5 separate regions of the Mus musculus genome follow, and regions 1, 2, 4 and 5 are each linked to region 3. A link is a loop called in an ENCODE intact Hi-C map of the cell type or tissue named here. Cell type or tissue: gastrocnemius. All regions are shown on one strand. Links, peaks and the distances in the headings refer to the core of each region. The heading gives the core; the rest is flanking DNA.

Region 1 (5,984 bases), core at 452-5,451, 160 kb before region 3:
TTCTGGGCACCTGAGTGCACACATCTTTTGGAGGGCATACTCCTGCCTGCCACATAGCTCCAGGAACTTACATGATGAACAGTTGGAATTTCCACTGAGTTCTGGCGTTTCTTCAGTTCAGTTCCCACCACCGGATCAGTAAAGAGTGTGAGCTGTCTCGTTTCCCTTCATCTCTGGAACAGCTGAAGAAACTATCATGTTGGCTTAAGACTCACTTCTGATCTCATTTGGGCACTGTAGAACTATGTTTTAAAATTTTATCTATTATATGTATACAATTGCATGACATTATGGGCACCACAGGCATGTAGGAGCCAACGGAGGCCAGAAGAGAGTACTGGATCTCCCAAAACTGGAGTTACAGCCTGTTGTGAGCTGCTGTGAAGGTGCTAGGAATCCAACTCCAGTCCCCTGCTGATCAGTAAGTGCTGTTAAGCACTGAACCATCTCTTCAGCCACAGGATCCATATTTTTAAATAACATAGAAGGGTTTTCATTAACTTTCTAATCAGAAGTTATTATTACAAATTACTTTTTTTTTTTAAGAAATTGATCTATAGTACTACAGAAGCCACCACAGTATAAGATCATCTAATTGATTATTGTTTTGGATGAAAGACAATAGCCACTACACTTGATTTCATTGGTTCTATTAAAAGCACTTCTGCAGCCGAGCAGTGGTGGCGCACGCCTTTAATCCCAGCACTGGGGAGGCAGAGGCAGGCAGATTTTTGAGTTGGAGGCCAGCCTGGTCTACAGAGTGAGCTCCAGGACAGCCAGGGCTACACAGAGAAACCTTGTCCTGAAATAAATAAATAAATAAATAAATAAATAAATAAATAAAACCTCAATAAGAAATTTTTAGTGAGATTTTATTTTTATGAGTGTATGAGTGTTTACCTGGATGTGTATGTATACCGTGTCCTTGGAGGCCAGAAGGTGTCAGATCCCCTGGGACTGGAGTTCAGGCAGTTGTTAGCTGCCATATGGGTGTTGGGAAATAATCTCAGGTCCTCTGGAAAGAACAGCAGTGTTCTTAGGCTTTGGGCCAGCTCTCCAGCCATCAATAACAATTTTTAAAAGTTGACAATTATCTTTGTGTTCTTATATAAGACTCCCTAGGCATGGTATTTCACATTTGTAATCCCAGCCTTGGGGAGGTAGAGATGGGAAGATCTCTGAGACCAGGACAGCCAGTCTAGCCTAACCAGTGAGTTCTGGGCCAATTCTAGGTTTTGAACAAGGTAGAAAGCATTCCTGAGGACGAGTACAGGTTTGGTGGTGACAACTTTTATTCCAGCACTCCAGAGGCAGCAGATCTCAAAGTTTGAGGCCAGCCTGATCTATATAACAAGTTCCACACCAGACAGGGTTACTGTGACACCCTGTCTCAAAAGCAGAATTTTTTTTTCCTTTTTGTTTTTTGATTGACACAGAGTCTCATATAGTCTAGACCAGGGCTGTCCTTGAATTCTTGATGCTCCTGACTTTACCTTCCAAATACTGGGTTTTCAAGTATATCCCACCACACTCAGCTTAATCAAAGATTAAGAATCTTTGATTCTTAATAAACAGTCAGTTTTACCTAAAAGTAGCCTAAAATGTTACAGGAATGTTGAACGCAAATGATTGCGGAACAGGAGCAAGGTGGAAATTTTTATCCATGCCTGCAAGTACTAAGTTAAAATGTATATAAATGTTTTATGGTTATTACTATGAAGCTTCTAATAAATTATTTCCTACCTCAGCAAAACCAAAGAACGGGGCAAGATAAGTAGGGCAATAATGCAGAAGGTGAGGAGGCTCTGGGATCAAGGGTGTGAACTTGAGCAGGCAACTCAACCGCACCTTTGGGGGGAATAATTAAGAGAATGTACAAACAGAACGTTCTGGAGTCAGCGTTCTGATATGTATGGGCTGTGGTTGTTAGGACTTAGCTTTTGTTTGCTTACGTTCCCAAGGAGACAGTCACAGCCCGGAAACCTTATAATATAGACACTTAAGAGACGCCCACGCCCTTAAACAAGAGATAAAAAACGAGCAGGTTCCGAGGCCACCCAGTAACAAACAGTGTGCGCGAGCGGCACGCTAGGCGCGGCGGAGTGAAGTCTGCCCCTAACAAACATGGCTTCTCAGCTACTTCCGTCCTCCTGTCCGTAATTTGGCACCGCGGCTTCTCGCGTTTTTATACTTAGCTCTGCTTAGCAAACGCCTGAACTTCCTCCTGCGGGGAAGGCGGGCTAGGAAGGACATGTTGCATTCTGATTGGTTGCTATGCGGAGCGTCGCCAGCTGTGCCCCGGCCCTGATTGGTTGCCAAGAGGGGGCGCCCTCAGAGGCGGAGTCAGCGGCGTGGGGAGCCATGGGTCAGCCCGCCAAGGTGACAGGGCCGGGAGGAGGGTGCAGGGATGCTGAGGCTCAAGACCCCGGCAAGGGAGGGAGGCGACCCCGAGGGGGGCTGAGAGTGTAAGAGGGTGACAACCTTCAGGGGCAATGAGTGGTAGAGGGTGACAATTTTGAGGGCAGTGAGGAGAGACGACCCTATGGACCGTGAATGGAGGAGGTTGATAGCCATGTGGAAGAGTGAATGATGAGGGAGACAACCTGGAGGGGCTGCAGTGGAGAAGGGGGGGACAGTGAGTGAGGAGGGAGTGGATCTCGAGGGGCGCGGAGCGGAGGAGGGTGACAGCCACACGAGACAATGAATGAGGAGGATGGCTGATCCATGAAAGGTAGTGAATAGAGGAGACTGATGACCATAAACCGACCACCTATGCCTTAATAAAGAAGTTCCATAGTAGGAAGACTATAAACAACTAATAAAATCGTAAGAAGTGCTTCAAATTAATAAACAGCATGTTTTGTGAACCTATAAATAGGATTTAACTTACCTAGAGGAATACAGAAATCTCTAGTGGGCGAGAGGCAGCATTGCTGAGCCTACTTGTTGATGGCAAGCCCAGGCAACATAGATCTTGTCTCGAAATTTAAGAATCACGGGGACTTATAGGCAGACACCTGAAGTTTGATTAAGAATTAGGAGGGGCTGGCCTCAGACTTGTAGCTCACACCGGCGGCCAATTCTCAGCAATCTTCATGCTAAGTGCTGGGAATCTGACTCCCGAGCCACTACGCCCAGCTACTTTTTGCGTTTGAAAAGAAGTTTCTTAGTAGGGCTGAGGTTGTATTTAACTTTTAAGTTGGAGCCCTTAGCATTTTCAAGGCATTGGCTTCCATGCCCAACAGTGCATAAATAATAAGTAAAAAGATATGATTAGCTACAATGTAATGCCGGTTCTAGTAGATTTGTGGTAATGAAGATCACATTTTCTTTTAAAATAACTTTTTCAACTATTTTATTTGCAAGGCATGTATGTCTGTGCACCATGTGCATGTCTGGTACTCACAGAGGCCAGAAGAGGGTGTCAGATTCCTTGGAACCGAAGTTACAGGAGGTTGTCAGCTGCAGTATGGCTGATGGGAAGAGCCTGGTTCCTTTGTGAGAGCAGCCAGTGCTTTAACCTCAGAGCCATCTCTCCAGCCCCCATTTTCTTTTTATTAGGATAATGGTCTTAAGCTAGTGGTGCTGTTTTTATATTAATGGACACCCCCACTCCCCAGGAAGTACTATATAAAATTACTCCGATTACTATCCTTTAGTGTTCCACACTGCAGACTTCCTATGGTCTTAAACTTTGGGATCAAGTGATCCTCCCTTCTCCACTTTCTAAGATGCAGGGACATCTAGACACCTAGTCTCGTGTGTGTGTGTGTGTGTGTGTGTGTGTGCGCGCGCGTGTGCGTGTGCGCGCGCGTGTGCTAGTGTGCTTCTGCCTGCCTGCCTATCTGTCTCTTTTTTGTTTGTCTTTTTTTTTTTTTTTTTTTTTTTTCGAGACAGGGTTTCTCTGTATAGCCCTGGCTGTCCTGGAACTCACTTTGTAGACCAGGCTGGCCTCAAACTCAGAAATCTGCCTGCCTCTGCCTCCCGAGTGCTGGGCCTATATGTCTCTTTACCTCTTGCTTAATTTATATTTTATTGTGTAGTGCTGAGAAATGAACTCAGGACCCACTACATTTCAAGCACAGTCTATGTGGTGCCTTTTAAAATTCATATTCCTGGGCTGGAGAGATGGCTCAGCGGTTAAAAGCACTGGCTACTCTTCCAGAGGTCCTGAGTTCAAGTCCCAGCAACCACATGGTGGCTCACAACCATTGTAATGGGATCTGATGCCCTCTTCTGGTGTGTCTGAAGACAGCTACAGTGTACTTATATAAATAAATAAATAAATCTTTTTTTAATCCATATTTCTATCAACAGTCTCTGCCAGGCAATGGGCTCTTATTGCTGAGCACTTTAGAAAAAAACTCCTTTCTCTACACATCACTCAATTCCAAAGCCACCCCCACATGTTTAGGTTGTTATTGTTCCCCATTCCCCCATACCAAGTCTGTTAGTTTCCCGTGATTGGCTAAGCATCCAAAAAAGGAAAAAAAATGGAAATCTGAAATCTTATTTTTTCCATTTCCATGTGTGTACTAATGTGTGCCCATATGCATGTGTATGACGGCTTCTGCTGTTCTCTTACCTCATGTGTCGAGGCAGGGTGACTCAATTAGACCCAGAGCTCTCCACTGTGAGCACAGCTAGTCATCTGCCCTGTATTTTCGTGGGTTCTGAGGATCCAAACTGGTCTTTACCCTTACAGAACAAGCATTGTAACCACTGAGCCATCACCCTAGCCCTAAATCTAAAGTTGATTTTCTATCTATCTATCTATCTATTGTTTTTAATTTTATGTGCATTGTTGTTGTGCTTGCATTCATGCCTGTGTGAGGATGTCAGATCCCCTGGAACTGCAGTTACAGATAGTTGTGAGCTGCTATGTTGGTGCTGGGCATTGAACCCAGGTCCTCTGGAAGAGGAACCTGTGCTCTTAACCGCTGAGCCATCTCTCCAGCTTTCAGATATGCATATGTGTCTTAGGTTCCATCCTGTTTCCCTCCCCGCCAGTTTCTTAGCTATTCTCACCACTATTCCTTTTCAGTTTCATGTATTATCACAATGTCAGGCTTGTGGGCACTCCTGTCCCTGTCCCCACCCCGACTCCCACAAATTCAGGATGCTGAGAAGTCTTGGCATTCCTTCCACTTTTCATTTCAGAAATTGCAGTTAGGTTTCTCTGAGCTATCTGAAACATCTTCCCGGGCTCTTAGGATAGAATACATTCCTGATTGTGAGTGGAGGAGTCAAGAGAAGATGAAAGGGGGTAGGTTGAGAGAGAGCTAGAAACCTATGCAGACTGGCCGAGTCCACCACCTTCCCACACTAAGTTCTTGTCAGGATGATCATTGAGGCTTTTGTTTTGTTTTGAGAGTTGTTGAAACAGGCTCTCAAGAAGCCCAGGTTGGCCTTGAACTCACCACATAGCAGAGGCTGACACTGAGCTGATCCCCCTGCCTCCACCTCATGAGTACTGGATTGACAGATATGAACCACCACACCACTTAGAAGATTCGTATTTTATTTTATTTTATTTTTTTGACTGTTTCATAGAACAGTTTTTTAATGAGTTGCTAGATGGAGCCCAGGGCCTTACCTGAGCTAGGTTGTACCTCCAACTGCTGCCCCCCCCCCTTTTAATTATATGTCTGTGTGCATGTGTACGTGGGCATGTGTGTGCAAGTGCAGATGCCTGCAGAGGCCAGAACCACTTGATGTGGGTGCTGGGATCCAAGGAACAGAGCTGACGCCCACCGGAGAACAGTGCATGCTGCTAACGACTGATCCAGCTACAGTGCATGCTCCTAACCACTGATCCAGCTCCCCAGCTCCTCATTGCTTTTGTTGGTTTGAATTTGGCGTGGGGGAGAGGTTTTGGCGTGGGGGAGAGGTTGGGGGATGGGGATGGGTGTTGGTGTTTGTCTTTTGAGACAGAGTTTCTCTCTAGCAGCCAGACCCTGTTTTGTTCTCTAACTCAAAGAGAA
Region 2 (5,984 bases), core at 456-5,455, 280 kb before region 3:
ATCCCTCCCAGTTCTTCATTGTGACCCTGGGGTCTCTTGGGACTTCTGCCAATCTGAGCCAACCAATCACTCTGAGCTCTGACTCTTGCCTCCCGTCTCTCCCTCCTCTGTCCCCTCCCCGCTCTCAGGTGGCTGCTGAGATCTTGGTGAGTGTTCTGTCCTTCACGGGGAGGTAACAGCTTCTAAGTCAAGTCTTGCTGTGCCTGGGCTGGGCTGAGTGGGACAGGATGGGGCAGTGATTGGGGGCTTCCCCACAGCTTCTCTCTCTCCCCTTCAGGGCCTTTTAAGGACTGTGTTGGTTAAGGGCGGGCAGGTGTGGCAGTGCATGATCATAATCCAGCACTTGACAAGCAGAGGCAGGAGGTTCAGGAGTTCAAGGCCATCCTCGGCTTCATATCGAGTTTGAGGCCAGCCTGAACTACATGAGAGAGACTCTGTCTCAGAAGGGGCAGGCAGGGGCAAATAAATATTTCCTAAGCTTTAGCTGGTCATCTCTACCCTGATTTATGCTGTATCATTACCAGCTATGGTCGTTGCCTTTAAATCGAAATCATTTTAATTTTATTTTTAAGCCCAAAGTGAGCTTTTTAGAGAGAATTTAAGTAAGGTCATAGCTGGCTAGGAGATCCTTTGGAACCCTTAATGTGCTAGAGTAAACCGGGTGTGCCCTTGGGACTGGAGAAAACCGGCTAGGACATTTTTGCTTGTTCACACACATGTCCATACTCCCCAGAGAGATTCTCTGGTGACTGGATAGGATTACCAAGTCCCTCTACCCAGCTCCAGTCCCACCCCGGGGTCCTGAGGACTTCAAAGGGAAATGGGATGACCACTGTACTCAGGCCGAGGGGAGAAGGGGCCAACCTCAATGCCCTTGGGTGATTGATCCCACCGCAACCTGAGCCTTAGCAGAGACAGTAGGTGCTAACTGTGGCTTTCCCGTGGCTTTCCCTAAACCCTTGCCCCAACCGGGCTCTGCAGGAAATAGCAGACACCCCCAGCGGAGACAAAACTTCCTTGGAGACACGCTTCATGACCGTCCTGTGCACCCGTAGCTATCCCCACCTGCGCAGAGGTGAGTCTGTTGAACCCTCTACCCCTTCCAGTGTGGCAGTGGGAGCCCCAAATATGACCCGAGCCTTACAACCTTCTGTGCAGAGCAGACCAGCCAAGTGCCTAATTCCTTCTCTTCACTCCAGTAGTGGAGGGTTGGGGGACTCCAGAGCTCTGGCCTCTCCTCAGCCAGCTCCCTTCCCTTCCTTAGCAAGGCAGATGGCACACCTAGGATAAGGAATCGCTAGCTAGCTTCACCTCATCAGCATGCAGGGTTAAGGATTCTGAGGTGTGCTGCCATGATCCATCAGGACAAAGCAGAGAGGGGTGAGGTGGTGTAGGCCAGCCCATCACAGAGGTGTACAGTGCCAGTCCTGAAGTCCCTTCCCACTGAGACTTTGTAGCCTCACATGTACCTGCTCGGTCCTTTTCAACACGTGGCTGCTTTGTGCTTAACCCTGGATTGCCTCGATTCCAGTCCCCTACCTATCAGCTGTGTGGCTAAGCAGGTGACTGACTTTCTGCCTTGATCCCCTTATCTAAGGATTGGGGTTTTAGTTGTACCTCACATGGTTGCTAGGATACAAAACTCACAATAAACATAAAGTACTCGGTCTGTGCAGGGCATAAGGGGCTACTGGGTGTCACTTTGATTATTATATAGTAAGTTCCATCCAATCCTGTCAGGGAATAAGAGGGAACCCAGAGAGCAAGGCCCCCCTGGTGGTCTGGGCATTTCCTTTTACACATCAGCCTGGGGTAATAGAGCTTGCCAAGGGCTAGAGCTACTGGCCAGACTTAAAGGCACTGGTGTGGCCTACTCGGCTCCAAGTCTTATAGTAGCCCTAAGGCCAGAATCTGCCTGTCACCTGAGCCCTACCCAGTGCCCAGCATGTACTGTGGCTGGTTCACGGGGTAGGTCAGGTGACCCTCCCCAGTGGAGTTCATCTCTCCCTCAATTCTCTTGACCAGTCTTCCAGGAGTTCATCAAGAAGACCAACTATGACATAGAGCATGTCATCAAGAAGGAGATGTCTGGGGATGTCAAGGACGCATTTGTGGCCATCGGTAATTACCGGGCACCCGGGGGAGGGACTGGGGCACTGCTGGGAATGTGGGCAGTTTCCCTAAAGGAATGTGGCTTTAGCATCATCTTCTGCTGCTGATACTGGGAGCTAAATACTACCTCAGATCACCTCCCCCGCCAAGGCATGATTGTGGGGGGACAACCTGAGGACATCTTCAAGGCTATGGAGGCAGGTTGAACATCCCAGGGTTAGGACCAGGACATAGAGAAGGGCAATGCTGCACAGGACTGGAGTATGTTTGTGTACATATATACCACACATGAGACATACTGTATATGCACACATGTGACTCATAGGACACGTATACATAGCATGCAAGATGCGTTCATTCACAGGGTACACCCTGCATGTATACACTAGACATGCCTTAGGCATATTCTCTCATACCACAGCCTGCCACTGAGCTATCTCCTTAGCCCAGAGACCTCGTCTCTGAGCTTCTTGCTTTTTAATTTTTTTGTTACATTGTATTATTTATGTTGTATGTGTACACATAAATACATGTGTACAGGTATGCACACACCATATCATGTGTGTGGAAGTCAGAAAACTTTAGAGAGTTGGTTCTCTCTACTCTGTGGATCTTGGGAATTGAACTTAGGTTCTTAGGTCAATGACCTTAGCCTGCTAAGCTACCTCGTGGCCTGGAGGTCTCGAGTTTGAGAAGGTCTCTTTCCCTTTTGGATCTCATTTCTCCCTGTGTAGATATGGATACATACAAGCATATTGTTGCATCGTGTCGATACCTGATCTTACCAGCAGGTGGCGATAGAAGGCTTTCAGATTCTCTATCAACTGCAAAATGCATCTTGAATCTCAGGAATTCTAAAAAAAACGTGGAGGAACAGTGTTTTAGATTAGATAAATGGAGGGGTTGCTTACAATAGCTCTTCACCACCTACAGTGAGGCATTGTGATTGGAAGCAGAGGAGCTGAGCAGGAACTGTCACTTGAATGCTAAATGCCCTGGGCAGAACACAGAACCTGTGTCAGCTTCTGCATATCGGTAGTGGGACATGAACACTGGCTTTTCTACTCAGTCCTCAAGTGGCACAGAAGTTGTTACATACTCACACACACCACACCCCGCTCAGAATGTCTCTAGAATCTGAATCTCTACAGTAGAATCTGGTTTTTTGTTTGTGTGTGTGTGTGTGTGTGTGTGTGTGAGAGAGAGAGAGAGAGAGAGAGAGAGAGAGAGAGAGAGAGCTATAGGCAGTTGTAAGCAGCCCAAAGCAAGTGCTGGGAATCCAACTTGGGTCCTCTGGAAGAGCAATAAGTGCTCTTACCCACTGAGCTATCTCTCTAGACCCTAAAGTTCAGTCTTTAACCATCTTCTCCTGCGCTCTGAATGCCCTCAAAATTGACAGCCCTGTATCCAGCATCCCTTAGGACTTAAACCCCAGTTAAATATTCTGCTGACCTCAGTCAGCCACAAGCTCCTTTACCGCGGGAGAGATTCAGCTCTCAGACAGAAAGAGAGGTGGACAGAGGGAGGAGAAAAGGAAGGAGCTTTGTGGAGGGGGTCGTAAAGTGGCACTGCCAAGACAGACGGTTAGCAGTGACCCGCAGCCACCCAGTAGGCTGGTAGCAGTAAGTATGTTGGAAGGTTGGTGGCTGTAGTACAGAAAGCCCTGCCCAGGGTCTGAGCACACAGCCTCTGACCAGATGCCCTGCCTCTCTCTCTTCTCCCCTACAGTTCAGAGTGTCAAGAACAAGCCTCTCTTCTTTGCTGATAAACTGTACAAGTCCATGAAGGTACGGCGCCTGACCTGCTTCTCAGCACTGCCTTTCCCAAACCTACAGGCACAGATGTGCACCCTCCCCCAGACGAGACATCCGACTGCTCTTTACCCCACCTTGTTTATCAGCATCCTGCTTCTGGACCAAACGTAGTCTTCTTTCTCAGTCAAGGGTGTTTTAATGCCCACTCCCCCACCCCATCCCCAGGATATCTATCATGATTGATTTCTAGTTGCCAAAACTTAAGAGAATATTGCTGTTGGTACCCAAGATGCTGTGTACAGGTAGAAAGTGACAGAGCTGGAGGGAGAGGAGAGAGGGCCCTAGTGCTCACATATTCCAGATCCTGTGTTAGTATTTTGGGACTTGTATAACAAGTTCCCACAAACTGAATGACATAAACGTAATCTCTCATGGTTCTAAAATCGAGGCATTGGTAAGGTTGGCTCCTTCCCATCCCTCTCCTGCTACCCCTCTCCTGCCTCCCGGAAGCTGCCAGAAACCCCTTGTGTGTCTTCAGTTTGGCTGCATCACTCCAGCCTCTGTCTTTTTTTTTTTTTTTTTAATGTATGCGTATTCTGCTGCATTTGCAACTGCCTGCCTGAAGAGGGCATCAGTTTCCCCTATAGATGGTTCTGAGCCACCATGTGGTTGCCGGGAATTGAACTCAGGACCTCTGGAAGAGCAGACAGTACTCTTAACAGCTGAGCCACCTCACCAGCCCCCCATCCTCTGTCTTTATGTTCACATGTGTGCCTCTGTCCCTTGCACTCCTTAGAGCCACCCGATGGGTTTAGGGCCCTAATCTAACATGACTTCATTTTAACACATTACAATGGTGCAATAATTAACTTTCCATCTCTTTGGTACAATATCTGGGATGGGAAAAAAAAATCAACCTAAAAGAGGAAAGAAAGGATGTGGGCTCATAGTTTCGGAGCCTTCGGTCCACGGCCTCCTGATCTGTTTCTTGAGCCTGTGGTGATGCAGAATGTCGTGGCAGGGCGGGCGTGGCAGAGCATGCTACTTCCTTCCAGACAGCCTGGAGCAGAGAGGGAAGAAGGGACAAGGCACGGAGTACATCCACTGACACCCCACCTCACTTCCTCCAGCTAGGCCTTCACCTTCGCCACTTCCTAGCAATGCCATCAGATTGTATATTCATCAATGCACTGGCCCATCGAAGAAGTCAGAAACCTTAAGATCTGCTTCCCCAAATCTCTAGCTCTGAACACTGCACCGGGGAGGGACCAAGCCTTCAATGCATGAATTAAATTGGGGGGAGGCTACATCATCTAAACCACAAGGCAAAAACTCTGTTCTAAGGTTACATTCTGAGGTGCCAGCTGGATATGAGTTTTAGCAGGGCCTGCTCAGCCCACACAGGTCATCTGTGCTTATGTCTGCCCAGTCCTCCACACGAGGGAGTTTGGTTGGCACTGTCTGTGGAAGACAGTAAGGAGTGGCCGTCTGGTCTGGGAAGGCAGAAGGGACAGGCAGGTGGACATCTGCCATAGCATGACCTAGCTCTGCCCTCCCTTCCTGCTCCATGTATCTCTCCTTGGCTCCACCAGGGTGCTGGCACAGATGAGAAGACCCTCACCAGGGTGATGGTGTCTCGGAGTGAGATAGATCTGCTCAACATCCGGAGGGAATTCATTGAGAAATATGACAAGTCTCTACACCAAGCCATTGAGGTAGGAAAGGGGCTGCTCAGTGGGCTCTGGGATCACCTGCTCATGTTGAATGAAGGGAGACCTACCTCATTGGCTTGGCTATGAAAATATCTCTGTTATTTTATGTATGTGCGTGTTTGCCTACATGAATGTCTGGTGCATGCCGGGTACTCACAGAGTTCCGAAGAAGGTAGCAGATCCCCTGGAACTGGAGTTACAGACAGTTGTGAGTTGCCATGTGGGTGCTGGGAACCGAACCTGGGTCCTCTGCAAGAGCATCCAGTGCTCGTAACTGCTTAGCCACCTCTCGTGAGCCCCTGGTTTTTTTTTTTTTTGTTGTTTTTTTTTTTCATCTCTGAGGTAGGTTTATTTGTTTGTTTGTGTGTTTTGGGTTTCTTGGTTTTTGGTTTCTTGAGACAGGGTT
Region 3 (5,984 bases), core at 429-5,428:
CCAAGTTTTGGGTTGATTTGTTAGAGTAGTATTAACTAGGTATTACAACAGAACACAGGAGAAATCCAGTTATCTCAATAGACAAGGGGAAAGCATTGACAGAGCTTAGCAACTAGTAAAGAAAGCCAAGTGTAGAAAGAAAGCTGCAGGGCTGGAGAGATGGCTCAGTGGGTAAGAGCACTGACTGCTCTTCTAGAAGGTCCTGAGTTCAATTCCCAGCAACCACATGGTGGCTCACAATCATAGCAATGGGATCTGATGCCCTCTTTTGGTGTGTCTGAGAACAGTGACAGTGTACTCACATACATAAAATCAATAAAATCTTAAGAAAAAAAAGGGGGGCAGGAGAGATGGCTCAGTGGTTAAGAGCACTGACTGCTCTTCCAGAGGTCCTGAGTTCAATTCCCAGCAACCCTATTGGTGGCTCACAACTATGTCTGAAGAGAGCAATGGTGTGTGTGTATATATATATATATATATATATACAAACAGAAGGTCCTTTCAGAGAAAAAAAACATTATATATATATATATATATATATATATATATATATATATATATATATCAATCACACACACACACACACACACACACACACACACACACACACACACGCACGCTCGCACAAACCTTTGGCAAGTGTAGATTTTGTATTGATTGTCTTCCTCCTCTCCTTTCCTCCTCTTCCTCCCTTTTGACTTGGCTGGCCTGGAGTTCAGGGAGTTCAGGCAGCCCCACCTCTCGGGTTCTGGGATTAAAGCCATATACCACCATGCCTGCCTGGCCTTATCATTTCTTAGCATTATATCGTTGTGAAGGAAAAAAAAAGTATATACAACAAGAAGGTAGACACAGGTCTAAAGAGTATTGTTAGATGGAAGGCTGCCAGATGCTATATCAACATTAAAGATCTATTTTGTTTTCTTTTTGTCAAGACTAAGTAATTAAACACTGAAAATATAAAAGCTACTTTTCAAAGTGAAGGCATGGAACAAACTCTTACACAAAGTCTTAAATGAAGGTTGGCAAAATGGTTCAGAAGTTAAGAATACGTGTTACTTTTGAAGAGGACTTGGGTTCAATTCCAGCACCCTCGAGGTGGCTCACCACTGTCTGTAACAGGGACCCAGTGCCTGTTATTGGCATCTAAAGGCATCAGGCACACATTGGTGCACAGATATTCCTACAGGCCAAAGCATCCACACATTTAAAAATAAATAAAATCAAAAACCTTCACATGAAGAATAAATCCATGAGCCAGACACAGAAAACAGACATCGTCTTCCAGTTGGGGGGCTGATACACAGGGGCGATGAATCCAAGGCTGTTCTATTTGGAACAAAGAAAGAGGAAGAAAAAGAGCCAATAAAAAGAAAAATAAAGCTATCCAGAATTATGCATGGAAAGATTGCCGGTAGTGCTGTGGACTCTCACAACACAGCCACAGTAGTACAATATGAAGGCAGACTTAGAGACCCAACAATAAACGTACACAGTCACACTGATCCTCGACGTAACGGCAAAGATAACTGATGGGTGGTGGGAAGTGGCTTTTCAGTAAACAGGAGAAATGATGTGAGCTGCAGATAGACTTGGCACCACCCTACACACATGTGCTCTGAGTATCATATATGAAAGGTGGCCATTACTGAGGACTAGGAAAATGCTTACTTAGAAGCGCAAGCCATAAAGAAGACACATTAATCTAGTTTGAAACAAAGGACATCTTTTCCAGGGCTGGAGAGCTAGTTTGATGGTTAAGGGATTACTGCTGATTGTGGCGGCACACACCTTTAAGGAGGCAGAGGCAGATCCATCTCCATGAGTTCTGGTTCAGCCTGGTCTACATAGTGAGTTCCAGACTAGCCACGGCTACATAGTGAGACCTTATTTTAAAACAGAACAAAATAAAAAGTGACTACTGCTCTTGCAGGGGACGAGCTTTCAGTTGTCAGCATGCACACCGGCTGCTCACGGTTGCTTGTGATGATGGAGGATCCTCTGCCCCCAAAGATGATATTGGTTAGCCACCACCCACAGAGCAGACACGCTATTACGCAGGCGAGCATCTTTCTTTTTCAAAACAGGGTTTCTCTGTTGACCAGGCTGGCCTCAAATTGAGATCCACCTACTTCTGCCTCCTGAGTGCAGGAATTAAAAGCATGTGCTACCGCACTCAGCTCACATCTTACTCTCCAGCTGGTTTCTTTACACTCTCTTTATGCTGGTTAATCCTTTCCACCTACAATATTTTATGTTCTGCTGTCCCTCTTCCCTTAAGCTCCCTGCCCTCATTTTCTGGCTCACAGCAGTACTCCATTTTTGCTAGAGAATATCGAAGACTTGAAGCTATGTCCCATTTGTCTTTGGGCCTGCGTTACTTCACTGTTTATTGGTGGTATTGAGGATTAAATCCAGGGCTTTGATTATGCTATGCAAACTCTCTGCCGCTGAGCTACACTACTCCCCCCTCTCTTTGAATAACTATTCCCAATTCTGTCCATTTCTTTGTAAATTGCACTTTCTGTGCAACTGAAGTACAAGGAGGTATATGCACTACATCTTTGTTGTCCATTCACCAGTTGTTGGGCATGGAGGCTGTCTCCATTTTCTAGCTACTGTAACCTCTGAATGGAATCAATGTCCACTTCTCAGGGGACAATGGACCAATGCCTGCTACTCTAAGCCTGGCTGAAATTCTAGGGCTGGGGAGGTAGTAGTTGGGGAAGTGGTAGGCCCACGCAGGGACTGGATTTCTGATGGCTAACTAAATGGACACAGCAATATACTGCCGTAAACACCCACGCTTATATCTGTAGACAGAGATGCCTCCCCTCACAGCATGCAGAGAATGAGGGAGAGTTGTGGGCTCAGCCCTGAACAAGCCACTTAGACGCCCTTCTGCCCCAGCCTCTAATGCTCAGAGCATACGGTGGAAGAGGGGTGTATATGAGTCAGAAGACAGGTGAAGGGCTACAAAGTGCCATCCCTTGGACTTCACATGGCAATATCACAGATGGGAACAACTGCGGTTGTCTGTGCTGGCCACAGGAGACCAGCCTGTGAACAAACATCCGGGGAGGTGTGTGTGTGTGTGTGTGTGTGTGTGTGTGTGTGTGGGGGGGTGCTCACAGGACCTTTCTTTACCTCACTCACAACTACTGCCAATTCAGACTCCAGGAGTGAGAATCACTGTCTTTAGTTGTACTCAAGTTGAAGGCGGTTTCACACCCATGGAACTGGTGGGTCTCTAAACAAAAAATGAATTGGAGAGATTTGTGAGGAAGTAGGCAGGGGTGGTAGAAAATGGGAGGTGAGAGCCATCAGTATGCTGGGCTTACCATCTTAATTCAAAACTAAACCAACTAGAAAACCCAGTCACGTTGTAGCTTGGCGCCACCTAGTGTCTGTCTGTCTCTCTCTCTTTTTCAAGACAGGGTTTCTCTGTGTAGCCCTGGCTGTCCTGGAACTCACTCTGTAGACCAGGCTGGCCTCGAACTCAGAAATTTGCCTAAGGCAGTTTTTCTAAGTAGTCTTGGCTGTTCTTGAATTCACTCTGTGGAACAAGTTGGCCTCAAACTCAGAGATCCGCCTCCCTCTGCCTCCTTAGTGCTGGGACTAAAGGTGTGCGCCACAACTACCTGGCTGACTCTAAAGGTCCCTAACTATGCCCTGGGAGAGACTCTTCTCTCCAATTGCCAAAGAACTCAAGTTGCAAAAACTCAAACCAGAACTCCATATTGTAAGATTGGCTGAATAACAAAACACTCACTTCCAGCCTCTGAGGGTCCTAATACAAACTGAGGAGAGTTAGACCTCAGACTTGACCCTGCACTGTTTAAGAAATGCTTGTTTAAAAATGACTATTAGGCTGGAGAGATGGCTCAGTGGTTAAGAGCACTGATTGCTCTTCTAGAGGTCCTGAGTTTAATTCCCAGCAACCACACGGTGGCTCACAACCATCTATAATGGGATCTGATGCCCTCTTCTGGTGTGTCTATCTGATGACAGCTACAGTGTGCTCATGTAAGTAAATATACCTTTAAAAAAATGACTATTGTGTGTGCATGACACCTCTGTGGGTACACGCACAGAGAAACAACTTTGGAGAGCTGGGTCTCTGCTCCTGCCTTTATGTGGACTCAGTTGTTAGGCTTGCAGGTCAAGCACTGTAGATGTTTGCCCTTTTGGTATACACTTTATATATATCCTCCCTTGGAGGTGTGTGAACCAAAGTATCTTCCTACTTCCCAGCCAGCCAGTACGTATTTCTTTTCATATTGTCAAGTCTATTTTTTTTTTTTTTTTTTTTTTTTTTTTTTTTTTTTGGAGACAGGGTGTCTGTGTGTAGCTTTGGCTGTCCTGGAACTCTATGTAGACCAGAATTTCTTTCTTTTCTTTTCTTTTTTTTTTTTTTTTTTTTTAAGATTTATTTTCTTGGGAGTGGGTGGGTAGGGGAGCAGGGCGGGAGGGGGGGGGAGAGGGTATAGGGGACTTTCGGGATAACATTTGAAATGTAAATGAAGAAAATATCTAATAAAAAATTGAAAATAAAAAGATTTATTTCCTTTGTGTATGTGAGTACACTGTAGATGAACAGATGGGTGGTTGTGAGCCTTCACGTGGTTGCTGGGATTTGAACAGGGCCTTCAGCAGAGTAGTCAGTGCTCTTACCCACTGAGCCATCTCGCCAGCCCCAGAACTGTCATGAACTCATAAGAGATCCACTTCCCCCTGATAGCTGAGTGGTGGAATTAAATGTGTGCTTTGGTATGCTTCACTCAATCATTCTTTAAAAAAAAAAAAAAAAACCCCAAGATTCCCATAGGTAGGTGCCACACATGCGTGACTTACCAGGGCAGCAGTCCAAGACAACAGGCTCGTTCACGCCACTCTTATCAGCTTCAACTATGGCTCTTCGGGTTTCCTATCATGGTTCTGGGGAGGAGCTTTAGCATGTTACGGTGAAGACTTCACAATTATGGTCCTTTCTTGTCTTACCACATATTTTCAAAGAGCTGACACGTACCCGTTTTGGGCATAATATCTAATTAGTTTGTGATGCTATCTATTAATCTTAGTTAAACTATTATTATTATTATTATTATTATTATTATCCTGAATTAACTTACTACTAACCAAAAATATTGAAATGTGAATTTTGTCTAATATACCCATCTAAAAGCTATCAGCTTCCTTTAAGTGTGCTGTTAAACTGATAGGTGGTGGCAAATGGGAGGCAGAGGCAGGCGGATCTCTGTGAGCTTGAGGCCAGACCTGTCTATACAGTGAACTCCATGATAGGATCACAGTTGAGACCATTTTCAAAGTAAATCTTAAAAATTCCATTTATTTTGTGTGTGCATGCATGTGCCACAGTACATGGATGTTAGGGGCAGCTTGTGGGACTCAGTTCTCCCCTTTCACTGTGTAGGTTCAAAGACTGAACTCAGCTCATCAGGATAGATGGCAAATGTTCTTACTCTCCCAAGCCTAATGGGAGCACCAAACCCTGATACTTGTTTTAAAAAACGAAGTAGATCCTGTTCTATGTGGCTTATGCTCCTGCTTCATCTCCCAGTGGCTGTGACTGCAAGCGTATGCCAAATGCAGCATGCCTGACTGGTAGCATCAGTAGCAAACACTCCATTGTGATATGTGGTCTGGGCTCATCTAGCATTTACTCTGCAGGTGTTGGGTTTCCCATAGATCTGTTGGATGGACTGTGTCCTTTCCATTCCCACATCTTCACTCAACTGGGGAAGGCTCAGCTTCCATCACATGCTGGGGCAGCTATAGGATTTAAACTAGTGAGGTCACTATGGAGGCCTGCTGGGTAGTGAGAGACGCTTTCTTCAATAATGTCATCACTGGTAAGGCGCTCATGCTCCTGTAGGCAACCCTACTCAAACTAAACAACAAAAAAAGAACCTAATGTGACCACTCCCAACATTGCACTAGACACACTGGCCAGTGTAGCGAGG
Region 4 (5,984 bases), core at 561-5,560, 84 kb before region 3:
TTTTGTGAAGAACAGCAAAATTTAACACTGGCCCCTTCCACCCTTCCTCCCAAACAGGGTCTCACTATATAGCCTTGGTTATATTAGAACTCACTATGTAGAACAGGTTGGCCTTGAATTCACAAGATCTGTTGGGATTAAAGATATGTTGTCACTGTGGCTGGCCTAAAACTTTATTTTTAAAAAAATCTGAATCATAAGGTATAATTTGTAGCTTTGTTTTAAATCATAAAGAATAAATCAAATAGGTAAAGAGACTGCTACTAATACAATATTGAGCAAACCATCATGTATATCCACTGTTAAACAATAGTATCATCTAAGCTAGGCCCATGCAAGTAATCTCAACATTTGAGAAGCAGAGGCAGGTGGATTGCCATGATTCAAGGTTACCCTAGACTGCAGAGCGAGTGCCAGGCCAGTCAAATCTCTGCATAGAGAGACCCTATGACAAGGACCCATAACAACAACAGCTGTAGCAATAAAACAATACCCATCTAATTGAATAGAATTGTGCCCTTAACAAAAGGGAATATGAATGGTCCTAGCAACCAAAATTAGATGTTGTTCAGTTTCTCTCTCTCTCCCTCTCTCCCTCACACAGGCAACTCTCTCTCTCTCTCTCTCTCTCTCTCTCTCTCTCTCTCTCTCTCTCTCTCTCACACACACACACACACACTTATTTATTTACTTGGTTTTTCAAGACAGGATTTCTTTGTATAGCCCTGACTGTCCTAAACCTTGCTCTGTAGACCAGGCTGGCCTTGAATTCATAGAGATCCACCTGCCTCTGTATCTTAAGTGCTGGGATTAAAAGCATAGGCCACCATCACCCAGATGCACACTTTTATAGAATATTAAATAATGTGTAACAATTCCCGTAAGGATTGCTACCTTTTATGGATAAGTGGTAGAAAATATTGTTTAAGGTGACCATATTTGCATGTCAAAGAACAATGCAAGCAATGTATGACACTTGGGAAGTTTTGGTTTTTTTTTTTTTTTTGGTCTTAGGAAAGTTTTTTCAAAACAGCATACCTTTAAGTACTATATCAAATTTTCTCTACCCTATCACATTATTCTTACTCAGTGAAATAGGGTACAGGGATGTCACTGGTCAAAAATTGCATCAAACATCAAGTAAATGGTTACTGTACACAAAAGAACTGAGAAGTCCAAATGTTTATGGTCTGATGTAGGTTAAAATCTAATGGTTGGTTGACTGGCAGAAAGTGGAATCAAGAGGAAACTGAAAATAAAATTGATTATTTTTGTTGTTGAACATCTTGGGGGTATTTAATTTTTTTTTCATTTCCTCTAGGCACTTGGGACTGATTAGTTGATTAGAACAGTTATCCCCAGCCTCAAAGGTCTGCATGTGTGTGGTACTCACCAAGCCAGAGCAAGGCCCTGGGTTTCACCTACAGCACTGCAGAAATCAAATCCAGCCAACCCAAACACCCAGCTTCTAGTGGGGAAGACAGGAGCAAAATTAACAGAATAAATTGTGCAGACTGTTCTGGGAACAGGAGAACAAGGGCAGATAGATGGGGGAAGGATTGAGCCTGTAGCAATGTAAAGAAGTGGGTTTAGGCTACGCATCATTGTTAAAGAAGATCTGAGTGGAGTTGAGGGGAGAAGGCAGACATTAGAGAATGTCCTAGTCCCTGAGTATAGACTGGACATTGCAAGCACCAGTGAGACTGGAGATGAATTCTGAGACCTATAGGGAAAAAAAAAAATCTCAGAGGCTTTGTCAGCCATTGTAAAGATGTTATCTTCTACAGTAACGGGAACACTGGTGGATTTTGATCGGATGAGACATGAGCTGACTCTCCTTGCGGGAGGATATTCTCCCTCTTGTTTTGACAACACAGTTTGTTGATGGTGGTCAGGGAGGTCATTTAAGAAAGCCACTGAAGTGTGACTGGGACCACGGATGACAGAAACAATGTAGATGAACAGTCTGATTTTCTTTTTGTTTGAATGTAGAACCACGCCAATTACCCTTATGGACAGAATGGATGTGAAATTGAGAATAAGAGGAACCAAGGAGTACTCCAGTTTTGTCACTGAACAAGCTAGAAATTTCCTATCAATAGTGATGGTCATGCAGCTCCCTGTCTGAGTATGTGTGGCTAGATTTCAGTGGGAAGGCGTCCATTTGTTTCTTGCTTCTGGGTGCCTAAAGTGTAAAGTTAATGTAGTCATAAAATGTGGTGGCTGAGGCAGGAGGACTGCTGTGAGTTCCAGGTCAGCCAGGGTTCTACTCCAAAAGTCCTTAAGCTTGTGACATACACTAGTAATCCCAGCGCTTGGGAGACGGAGGCAGGAGGATCACAAGATCCAGGCCATCCTTACCTATATAGTGAGTTTGAGGCCACTCTGGGGCTACAAAAAGGCCCTCCCTCAAACAACGTCAAAGCAAAACCAAAAAAAAAAAAAAAAAAAAAAAACCAAAAAAAAAAACGATCCCACAAGAAGTCACAGAGACGAACTTTTCAAATGCCAGGTAGATATTCTTGACTCTCCAATGAGTCAGTGATTCTGATTCCTTGAAAGTAACGTGATCTGAGCGTGAGAGACATCTGGTGCTGGCCAGCTCTGCCTAGCAGCGCCTTGCTCGCCCGGGCACGTCTACGGCTGGATCCGGACAGGAAGGTGCTGTGGCGCGAGGCAGCGGCATCCATCTTCCCCGTAGCCCACCCAGCGGTCACTCTTTGCGCGCCTAGCATCCCCTAGGTCTCGCCACTCCCTCACTGGGCGGGGCCTCACAGCTACCAGCCCGCCTACTGGGGGGGGACAGGGCGTGTCCTTGTAGTGGGGGCGTAGCCGCGCAGCCGCACACACCGCTTGTGGCTCCGCCTCTGCGCGCCAGAGCCTAGGCGGGAGGGCGGAGCCCGAAGCGGGGAGCGCAGCTGCTTGGTGTGTGGAGATCCTGGAAGCTTCGGAGCCGGCGCTCGGAGCCGCGCGGCTGGAGCAGGCGGCGGAGACAAAGGCGACGGTGAGTGAGGGAGAGGGCCCCACGTTGGCCCCGCCGCCCGAGGCGCCAAGTGTAGGGTCGCCACTCGGAAGGTTGAGGGCGAGCGCGGCCCGGGCCTCTCCGCGCTGCGGACTGGGGCAGCAGACTGGGGCTGCGGACTGACTGAGGCTGCGGCGGCTCCATTTTCCAGTCTGGGCGAGGTCCTCACGCGAGGACCGGCGTATGGTTCTCTTCATTCTCCGTGAGGCCAGCTTTCACCGTAGCCTGCACCTTCCCGATGGGGGAGGCGCTACGGACCCCTCCCCCAGTCCGCAGCCCCGCCAGTCTGGACCGGCGCGGAGCGGCTGGGCTCCCGAACCCCGACTCCCGCCCGGCCTGCCTGGGACCCCGAGAGAGGAAGCCGGGCCACTGCCTCGCAGTCGCTGCGGCGACTCTTACAGGTTGTTGCACCGGGAGCTCGCGGCCACGGTGGTGAGCATTACTAACGGGTGTGGTAGGTAGCGGCTCGCTGACGTCCGCATTTCGAGCTGAGGAGCAGCCCGGTGCCGGCTGATTTCAGGCAACCCTGGGAATTCCGTTTTAGCGGCAGTGATTGCTACTGCCGAGCTTTCCTGGAGGAGTTTGGTAGTGATGTGCAGAGCGCAGCACTGAGACGTTCTGGGCCTGGGAGTACAGCTCAGTGGTAGGGAACTTGCCTTGCATGTAGGAGGCGGCCCAGAGTAGTTCAGTTCCCCAGTACTCCCACCCGCCACAAAAAGAGGGGGGGGGGGGAAGAAAGAAAGAAAGAAAATTAAATGCTCTTAAAGGACCCTTGCTTAGTAAAATATTGATATAATGAATGAATCTTAAAACACCACACAGAACTGTTCCTACTAGTAAGATGAGGCACATAGCTTCTTGACTCAGATAAAGGACTATTGGAAAGAATGCCTAGCAAGTTTCTGTCCCCCATCCCCATGTAAACTATTAATAATTAGTTGGTCATTATTGCCAGCCAGCATAGCAGATAGTACCTTTGAGATGTGAAATTTTTGAGAGAAGTTGGCTTACAGATTTCTGTTTCTCAGCAGGCCTGATTTCTCCTTTTCTTTGAAAATAATTGAGAAAGATGTTTGGGGTGCATTTTGAGGTCTAGCTTTCTATGTAGTAGGAGTAAAGATGTGTGTGGGCTTTGGAGGGACTGTGGCATGGTCAGTCTTGGATCTCTATGAGCCAGGGAGAGAGAGCTCTGAACTTTAGGGGAGGGGATCTAATGTCGCCTTGGTGGTTAAACATCACAGTTTACCCAGCATACTCATTAGACACATATTAAGCACAGAGAGATTTTTGAATTCTGTTTGTGGAAGGGAACAAAACCTGGAAATGTTTCTCTCTTAAGCTTGAGCATGAAGTTCATTATGTAGTATCGATGTAGCAAGTAAGGACCTCCCCAGACCCCTAGGGCTACTTCACTTGGAAAAATGGCTGGTGAACTTCAGGAAGTGTTCATTCATAGCATCCTACTTAAAAGTTAATGAGTAACTTTTTAAGGCCACGATTATTGGGTTATGGTTTCATTTGTCAGCTTAATAAAAATCCCAGTAGGTTTTAAAGCGACAGGAAGAATGGTTTCAACAAGATGGTGTTTTATTTTTCTCCTGAACTAGATTTTGATGCAGTGTTTTTATTGATAGTGTGATTCCAGTTCTGTTTCAGTAATAATCTTTGTAATAACATTTTCTGTATTAAAAAAAAAAATCTCTGCTCTGTGGTTAAACCAGCACTTGCTGCTTATCTAGAGGATTGGAGTTAAGTTCCTAACACCCACACCTGATGGCTCACAACTGTCTGTAATGGGGATATGATGCCCTCTTCTGGTCTTCATGGAGCACCAGAATACAGGTGACATACACACACATACACATAATTACAAAACAGTAACGAGAGAGAGAGAGAGAGAGAGAGAGAGAGAGAGAGATCGATCCCCAAAGATGGGCAGGGAATGTGGGTCAGTTGACATGAAGTCGTTCATTCAATCACCACAAGCAGTATGATAGTGGGAGCCTTACTACCAACACCTGTAATGGTGGAGGCAGAGGGATCATGAGTGTAAGGCCGTCTTTGGCCTATATATCACAAACGTAAGGCCAGTCTGAACTATATGAGACCCAAAAGATAACAAGGTAAATTAGTAGATTTCTTTTGTTTTGGATATTTTAGCCATTTTATTTTATTTCATTTTTAACAGAGCAGGGATGTGGCTATGGTAGTATAGTTTCCTAGTATGTGTGTACCAGGCTCTGTCTTCCATCTTCAGTACCACAAAAAGAATGGAGTTGATGGGTAGAAAAAAAGAAATATCTTAAATAAAGTACCTTTCCAACATTTTTGTTTTGTCTGCGTGTTTATCATAAAAAAATACACTATTGACTAAATAGTGTTGACAAGAGAAGAATTATTAGTAATAATATGTGGTGCTGTTTGGACTTCCTTCTAGAAGTACAACTATGATAAAACTGTATATTAAAATGCAGGTGTGGGCTAGGCACTGGTATGCACCTTTAATCACAGCATTTGGGAGGCAGGAGGCAGGTGAATCTCTAAGTTTAAGGCCAGCCTGGTCTACATACCTAGTTCCAAGCCAGCTAGAGCCACAGAATGAGACCCTGTCTCAAAAGGGTTGGGGGGAGATGTAGGCCGAGGATATACTGTAGTTGTCAATTTGTTTAGCATATGTGAGGCCTTGCTTGCTTGGTTGCTTTATCAAGTTCCAGTCTAGCCTGAGCTACATGACACCCTATTTAAAAACAAAACCAACCAGTAAAACAGCCCCCTCAAAAAATAAAAATTACCACCTCCCAAATAACCAAACCAAACCAAACAGTGATGACTTCTATAGCCTGGTTGATAAGAGTTTTTTCCCAGTGTGCAGAAGCCCTGGCTTGGCGGTGCACTGCTGCATTGCCTCAGGAAGATCGAGGTGGAGAACAGCATTGTGTTTTCTATGAACATGAAGTTTCTG
Region 5 (5,000 bases), core at 1-5,000, 220 kb before region 3:
CGAAGGAAAGGAATCTGAGTCCTTGCTGAGTGGCCTGAGAAAAGCCATTTGACTCTGTAATTAAATGGAAGCTGAAGGGCTGTGTCCACACTGCAAACATCCTGAGTACCCAGCACTGCCTACCTCATGAACTTAGGGTTTCACTTTCACTTATTATTTCTGCTTGTTTCGTTTGGAATGGTCTCATTCCATAGCCCAGGGAACTCACTGCGTAGCTCAGGCCGCCTCAGACTCCATAGTCCAGCTTCTGCCTCCCAAATGAACGTTGGAGTCATAGGTGTGCGTGCCCACACTCAACTTTGCTGGTAGCCTTTCCTGCTGTAAACTGTAAAGAAGGTCTCACCCAGAGCAGGGCCTGTACTCAACACTAGAGAACCATGAGAGCAGATCCAGTGGGATTGAGTCCCTGGTGGGTGTGAAGATGGCTCTATCAACCCTAGCTCTGAGCCAGAAGCTTGCTCTTTCCATGTTAAAGAGGGGGGGTGCCAGGTGCCGGTGAGTGAGCATGACCTACTGCACCGCCCAGGCTCTGCCTGCGTCAGCTGAACCAGGACACTTGACTATAACTGGAGGGAGGGGCGGAGCTTTCTTAGAGAACAAGATCATAGAACTGGAAGGTGCCAGGTGTGGAGACAACCTACAGATGGGGGAAATTCTGCTGTTAAGGATTCTCATGCAGCCTGCACACCTTCTGGGTGGCTTACAGATGCCCTTTTGGTCTGGTCGCACCGCAGCAGTGCCTTTGACAGCAGATCCTTGGCTTTGCAAGTGTCTTAACCCAGGGCTGACATTGTGACATCTCCACTTGTCTCTTATCTAGGGAGGAAAACACGGAGCTCAAGAAACTGTTGATGAACAGCAGCTGCAAAGAGGGACTCTGTGGGCAGCCCAGCTCCCCAAAGCCAGAGGGTGCTGGCAAGAAGGGCGTGGCTGGACAGCAGCAGGTGTGTATCCCAAGCTCTCAAACCCAGGATCTGCTCTGCCCCTCGCTGAGGGAGCACATCTCCTCCTACACACATTCCAGTGGCAGAAGGTTCTGCCTGGTAGACTCTGTTTCCTGGTGCAGCACCTGCCTCCGTGGTATGACCAGTCCTTGGCTTTTTGTTCTGTCTTCACCCCACGTGGAGTATCCCGTTCTCTGAGACACGTGCTCAGAGCTATTGGCAGTCAAATTACATGGCTCTGCCGCCCACCCTGGCTGCTTGCTTCTCCCGCTTGCTGACTTGGATTGTCCAGCGGCTGCTCATGGGAGTTGGGTTTCAGTGTTTTGCTCATTCTGGGTACCAATACCTTGATGCATTTTGTCTTGTCAAAGTCTCCTTCCCAAAAGTCAGGTTAGTCTCTAAAGTGTCAGGGCTCCTAAGGGGATTGTATTAAGCTTGTGAGATCGCAACTTAGAGCTCTGCATGGAGAGGAAGACTGGTCTGGGGATGCCTCAGCTCTGGCCCACACCCCCACACCTCCAGGCCCAGCCCTGCCACACAGTGAAGGCCAAGTGTGCCTTGCTCCACTCTCACCATCCCTCAGGCTCCTGTAACCCAGTTGTTTACCTCCTCAAGTGAGTTGCAGTCAGTTGCAACATAAGCCCTAATGCCAGCTTTCTATGTAATATAGTAATGACCTTGGTCACTCACTCCCCACCCCGGGGCAGTGATGTAATTTACCTGCAAAGCCATGAGCTCACTTGGGCTCTTTTGCCTGAAGGGATGTCTCTTCCATGTGCGGGGCCAGCAGGAGACTTGGAGAGGTCATGTGCCATCATACAATTAAGATTCTTCTGTCACCTCTCAAGCAGATGTGGGGGTGGCCGGCTGAAGAGCAAAGCCTTCTCGCTCTGCCTCTCGCTGGCATTGTTGCTCACTGTTGTAGCCATGGTTGGTCTGAAACACACTGGGTAGATCAGGCTGGCCGTCAGCTCACAGAGATCCTCCTGCCTCTGTTGGGATTAAAACTAAGTGACACATAGCCTTTAGCTGTTGCTGTTGACAGTGAGCTTCCTGGGGCAGGCATCTGCCCTTTTTGAGGCCACCTTATCAGATAGATACCCTTTCCTCTCCAGGTGGCATGGTATGTTTACAGGACATAGCCTGTAGGGGGCACCAGAGGCTCACAGGCTCTGCTTCCAGCCTCTGCCCAGCCTGTGGTAGGACATAGAGAGTTGATGGGGCCAGTGCAGAACAGCTTCTGGTCTGAGCAGACACTGGCGACAGTCACTGCACGTGCACTTCTCGCCTTGTCCTGTGGTTCTTACCTCAACACCTCAATTGTTCAGTTTTAAAACATTTTATTTTGAGGTAACTTTAAACTGAGGCAGAAATAGTGTGGAGTTGTGTTCCCGTACTCCCTCCGTCTTCCCTGGCTGGCTTCTATAACCGCAGACCTACCTCACCAAGCATCTTACATAACTGTGGTTCTTACCAGACTGGGCACTGCCGTCAGCAGCGCTGTCCAGATGCACCCATCCTTCACTCCCTCCCTTTCTGCCTTCCAGAATTGAATCCAGGATCCCACGTGGGGTTCCTATCACAGCTCCTTAGTCTCCTCATTTCGGCGACGTGGCTCAGCTGTCCTGGTTTCCATGACCTTGGCACTTTTGAGTTATGCTGGCCGGTTGTTTTGCAGAATGGGTTTTGGGTTTAGATTAGATTGTGGTTGCAGAATTTGGAAAGAATCTCAGAGATGGCATGTTGTGCACACACATCTGCACATGCGGGCTCTCGGCACATGTGTCTGGGCTCGTGATGCTTGCCAGCCTCCATCACACTTTCACGGCGTTTATTTTATGTTGGGGGCTGCATGCGTGTATGGAGGTCTGAGGCAGTTCTCTCCTTCCACCATAGGCTCTGGAGATTGCACTCAGCTCATCAGACTTAGAGACAATCGTGTTCACTCACTGAGCCATCTCACTGGCTCCTCACAACTTCTAAAAAATATATAAGCCACGCCTTTTAGGTTAGGGGATTCGGAGTTGTTGTGGGGTTGACCAGCAGGGCCTCAGAGTTAAAGTGGGGAAGATGGCTGTGGAAAGAGCTGGTGAGAGGATGTGAGGCTGGCAGCCACAGTATGCATCAGCAAAGGGGAATGTTCCTCGTGGGCTTCCAGGAGGAGGAGGTCGTGGCTGAGACATGGCTGCTGGGTGGGAGGAGCAGGGAGATTGGAGACAAGGGGCTGAGGCCCTGGGAGAGCACTGGGCTGGGGAACGAAGTTTTATCTGACACTTTGGTGAAGGCTCTGTCTCTCCCTAGGCCAGTGTGATGGCGAGTAAAGTCCCTGAAGCGGGGGCCTTTGGAGCAGCTGAGAAGAAGGTGAAGTTGCTAGAACAGCAACGCATGGAGGTAGGTGGCCAAACTGGGAGGTCAGGGACGAAGGCCCCACCTGGCTCTCTGGTTCCTGTTGGGCCTAGATCACCTTAGAGAGTTATTGTGGAAACCATTGAACCATCTGCCCATGGGATAGATGTCTGTCCTCTCGGGACCAACCACAGGGATCACTGAGGAGACTGAGTTTGTGGCACAGGCTGAAATTATTTGGGGACCTTAGGGAGCTGGACAGATGGCTCAGTGGTAATGGTGCACGCAGAGGACCTGGGCTCAGTTCCCAGGACTCTCACATACCAGCTCACCACTGCCTGTAACTCCAGCTCCAGAGAGTCTAACCCCTTTTTCTGGCCTTCACGGGCACCCACACTCACCACATATAGATGCAGACCCGTATATTAAAAGGGTGAGCCTAGGAAGGCTAAGGTAAGCTGGACACGGGAGAGGTGGTGGTCAGTCAGGACAGTCGGCATTGGAGACACATGCTGCAGTGGGAGTGGCTAACAGTGAAGGAAGCTCCCACACCCTTGGCAGCAGCATTCTCTGTCTCCCAAGCCCCTCCCCACCTCCAGCCCAGGCCACTAGCCTGTCCTTGTCCCTCCTCACACAGTTGAGGTCTTCCCGACCTCTTCTTCCCCACCCCTCTTTCTTCACACACATCTGAAGTCTTACTTACATTCATATTCTAGATTGACTCATCTCTCAGAAGGAAAAGAATGTTCATTATGTAATGAACCAAGAGTCTCCCTCCAGATGGCTGCCGCTGACATCAGCTCACTGTGTTCCCTTGGGGTTGTTTGGTTTTCCTTTTTTCTGTGGCACTAGGAACTGAACCTGGGGCCTCACTGAGCTGCCTCTGCGATCCTTGAACTCAGCCTTCTTCCCTCAGGCCCCTAAGTAGCTGAGGTTACAGACATGGTTTTTTTAATGCAGAAAAAAAAAAAAAAAAAAAAAAGACATACTGCTTTTCAGATAAGTTTTTCTCTTTTACAATTGTCTCAGGAGGTCTGTTCAGATCAATAGCATAAGCCAGTTCTCCCGTGTCTAAGTACTTTTGTCATTGGTAGTAATCTGAAGTCTGAATATCTTCTCCCATCTCCTGTCCTTTTATTTATAGTGATGTAGAGTTGTTTTTCTTTCCTGAGTAACTGCTGTGTCAAGAGTATGGCTCATAATTAGCATTATCTTAAGGCTCAAAGGATGTACTAAGTGTCTTATTTTCTTAATGGCTGCGCATGATCTGTTTATGATGTGCTGTAAGCCATAGCCTACACTAAGCTGACACACATAGAAGGAGGGTTTATTTTTACTTTTGGTTTTGCTTTGAAACAGCCTCTTTATGTAGCCTTGGCTGTTCTGGAACTCACTATGTAGATTAAACTAGCCTCAAACTCAAGACAGATCCTTCTGCCTTGCTTCCTGAGTGCTGAGATTAAAGGTGTAGCCCCACCATGTCTGGCTGATTAGCCTTTAAGTATGTTTGTACACTTGGCTAAAGTGTTTCTCTTTTCTTCTTTTTTCTTTGTATACCAGGGTTTTTTGTTTGTTCATTTTGGGGGGTTGTTGTTGGTGGTGGTGGTGGTTTTGTTTTGTTTGTTTGTTTTGGTTTGGTTTGTTTTGGTTTGGTTTGGTTTGGCGGGGGTGGTGGTGGTGGTGGGTTGAGACAGGGGTTTCTCTGTATAG

Evidence for each region. Peaks named below come from ENCODE experiments on the same cell type or tissue, not always from the same donor. Only the 100,000 strongest peaks of a DNase experiment are listed, where the experiment ranks them.
Region 1: a loop joins it to region 3, with 10 times the contacts of the local background. A loop is called at or near these places in 38 of 42 quality-filtered maps.
Region 2: a loop joins it to region 3, with 2.7 times the contacts of the local background. A loop is called at or near these places in 7 of 42 quality-filtered maps.
Region 4: a loop joins it to region 3, with 2.6 times the contacts of the local background. A loop is called at or near these places in 10 of 42 quality-filtered maps.
Region 5: it touches region 3 in a loop (5-fold over the local background); 10 of 42 quality-filtered maps call a loop at or near these places.

What each region holds. Positions count from the first base shown.
Region 1 is chr11:54,856,947-54,862,930 of GRCm38, reverse strand. Lyrm7 (LYR motif containing 7) reads left to right here and starts at 2,334. Exons shown (of 5, transcript NM_029327.5): 1 at 2,334-2,379. The coding sequence starts at 2,362. It overlaps Gm31490 (a long non-coding RNA gene), which reads right to left and starts at 3,117. Exons shown (of 3, transcript XR_879859.2): 1 at 2,891-3,117; 2 at 901-1,015; 3 at 72-182. In gastrocnemius, for the core only: CTCF peaks have their summits at 2,053, 2,276 (motif pointing right) and 3,415 (motif pointing right); DNase peaks (open chromatin) are centred at 986, 2,254 and 3,442; H3K4me3 peaks cover 1,778 bases; H3K27ac peaks cover 2,567 bases.
Region 2 is chr11:54,981,213-54,987,196 of GRCm38, reverse strand. Anxa6 (annexin A6) reads left to right here. Exons shown (of 26, transcript NM_013472.5): 21 at 129-146; 22 at 982-1,075; 23 at 2,026-2,121; 24 at 3,841-3,899; 25 at 5,459-5,581. Among named protein-coding and RNA genes, the nearest start is that of Tnip1, 21 kb to the right of the region's middle. In gastrocnemius, for the core only: CTCF peaks have their summits at 2,910 (motif pointing right), 4,498 (motif pointing right) and 5,278; DNase peaks (open chromatin) are centred at 2,900 and 5,355; H3K27ac peaks cover 1,441 bases.
Region 3 is chr11:54,700,898-54,706,881 of GRCm38, reverse strand. No RefSeq gene overlaps it. Among named protein-coding and RNA genes, the nearest start is that of Cdc42se2, 84 kb to the left of the region's middle. In gastrocnemius, for the core only: a CTCF peak has its summit at 3,393 (motif pointing left); a DNase peak (open chromatin) is centred at 3,400.
Region 4 is chr11:54,784,580-54,790,563 of GRCm38, reverse strand. It overlaps Cdc42se2 (CDC42 small effector 2), which reads left to right and starts at 2,861. Exons shown (of 6, transcript NM_178626.3): 1 at 2,861-3,004. In gastrocnemius, for the core only: CTCF peaks have their summits at 2,720 and 3,614; DNase peaks (open chromatin) are centred at 2,313, 2,817 and 3,289; H3K4me3 peaks cover 2,323 bases; H3K27ac peaks cover 2,062 bases.
Region 5 is chr11:54,925,039-54,930,038 of GRCm38, reverse strand. It overlaps Tnip1 (TNFAIP3 interacting protein 1), which reads left to right. Exons shown (of 19, transcript NM_001199275.2): 9 at 821-944; 10 at 3,246-3,335. Among named protein-coding and RNA genes, the nearest start is that of Gpx3, 25 kb to the right of the region's middle. In gastrocnemius, for the core only: a CTCF peak has its summit at 2,095 (motif pointing right); a DNase peak (open chromatin) is centred at 2,105; H3K27ac peaks cover 2,445 bases.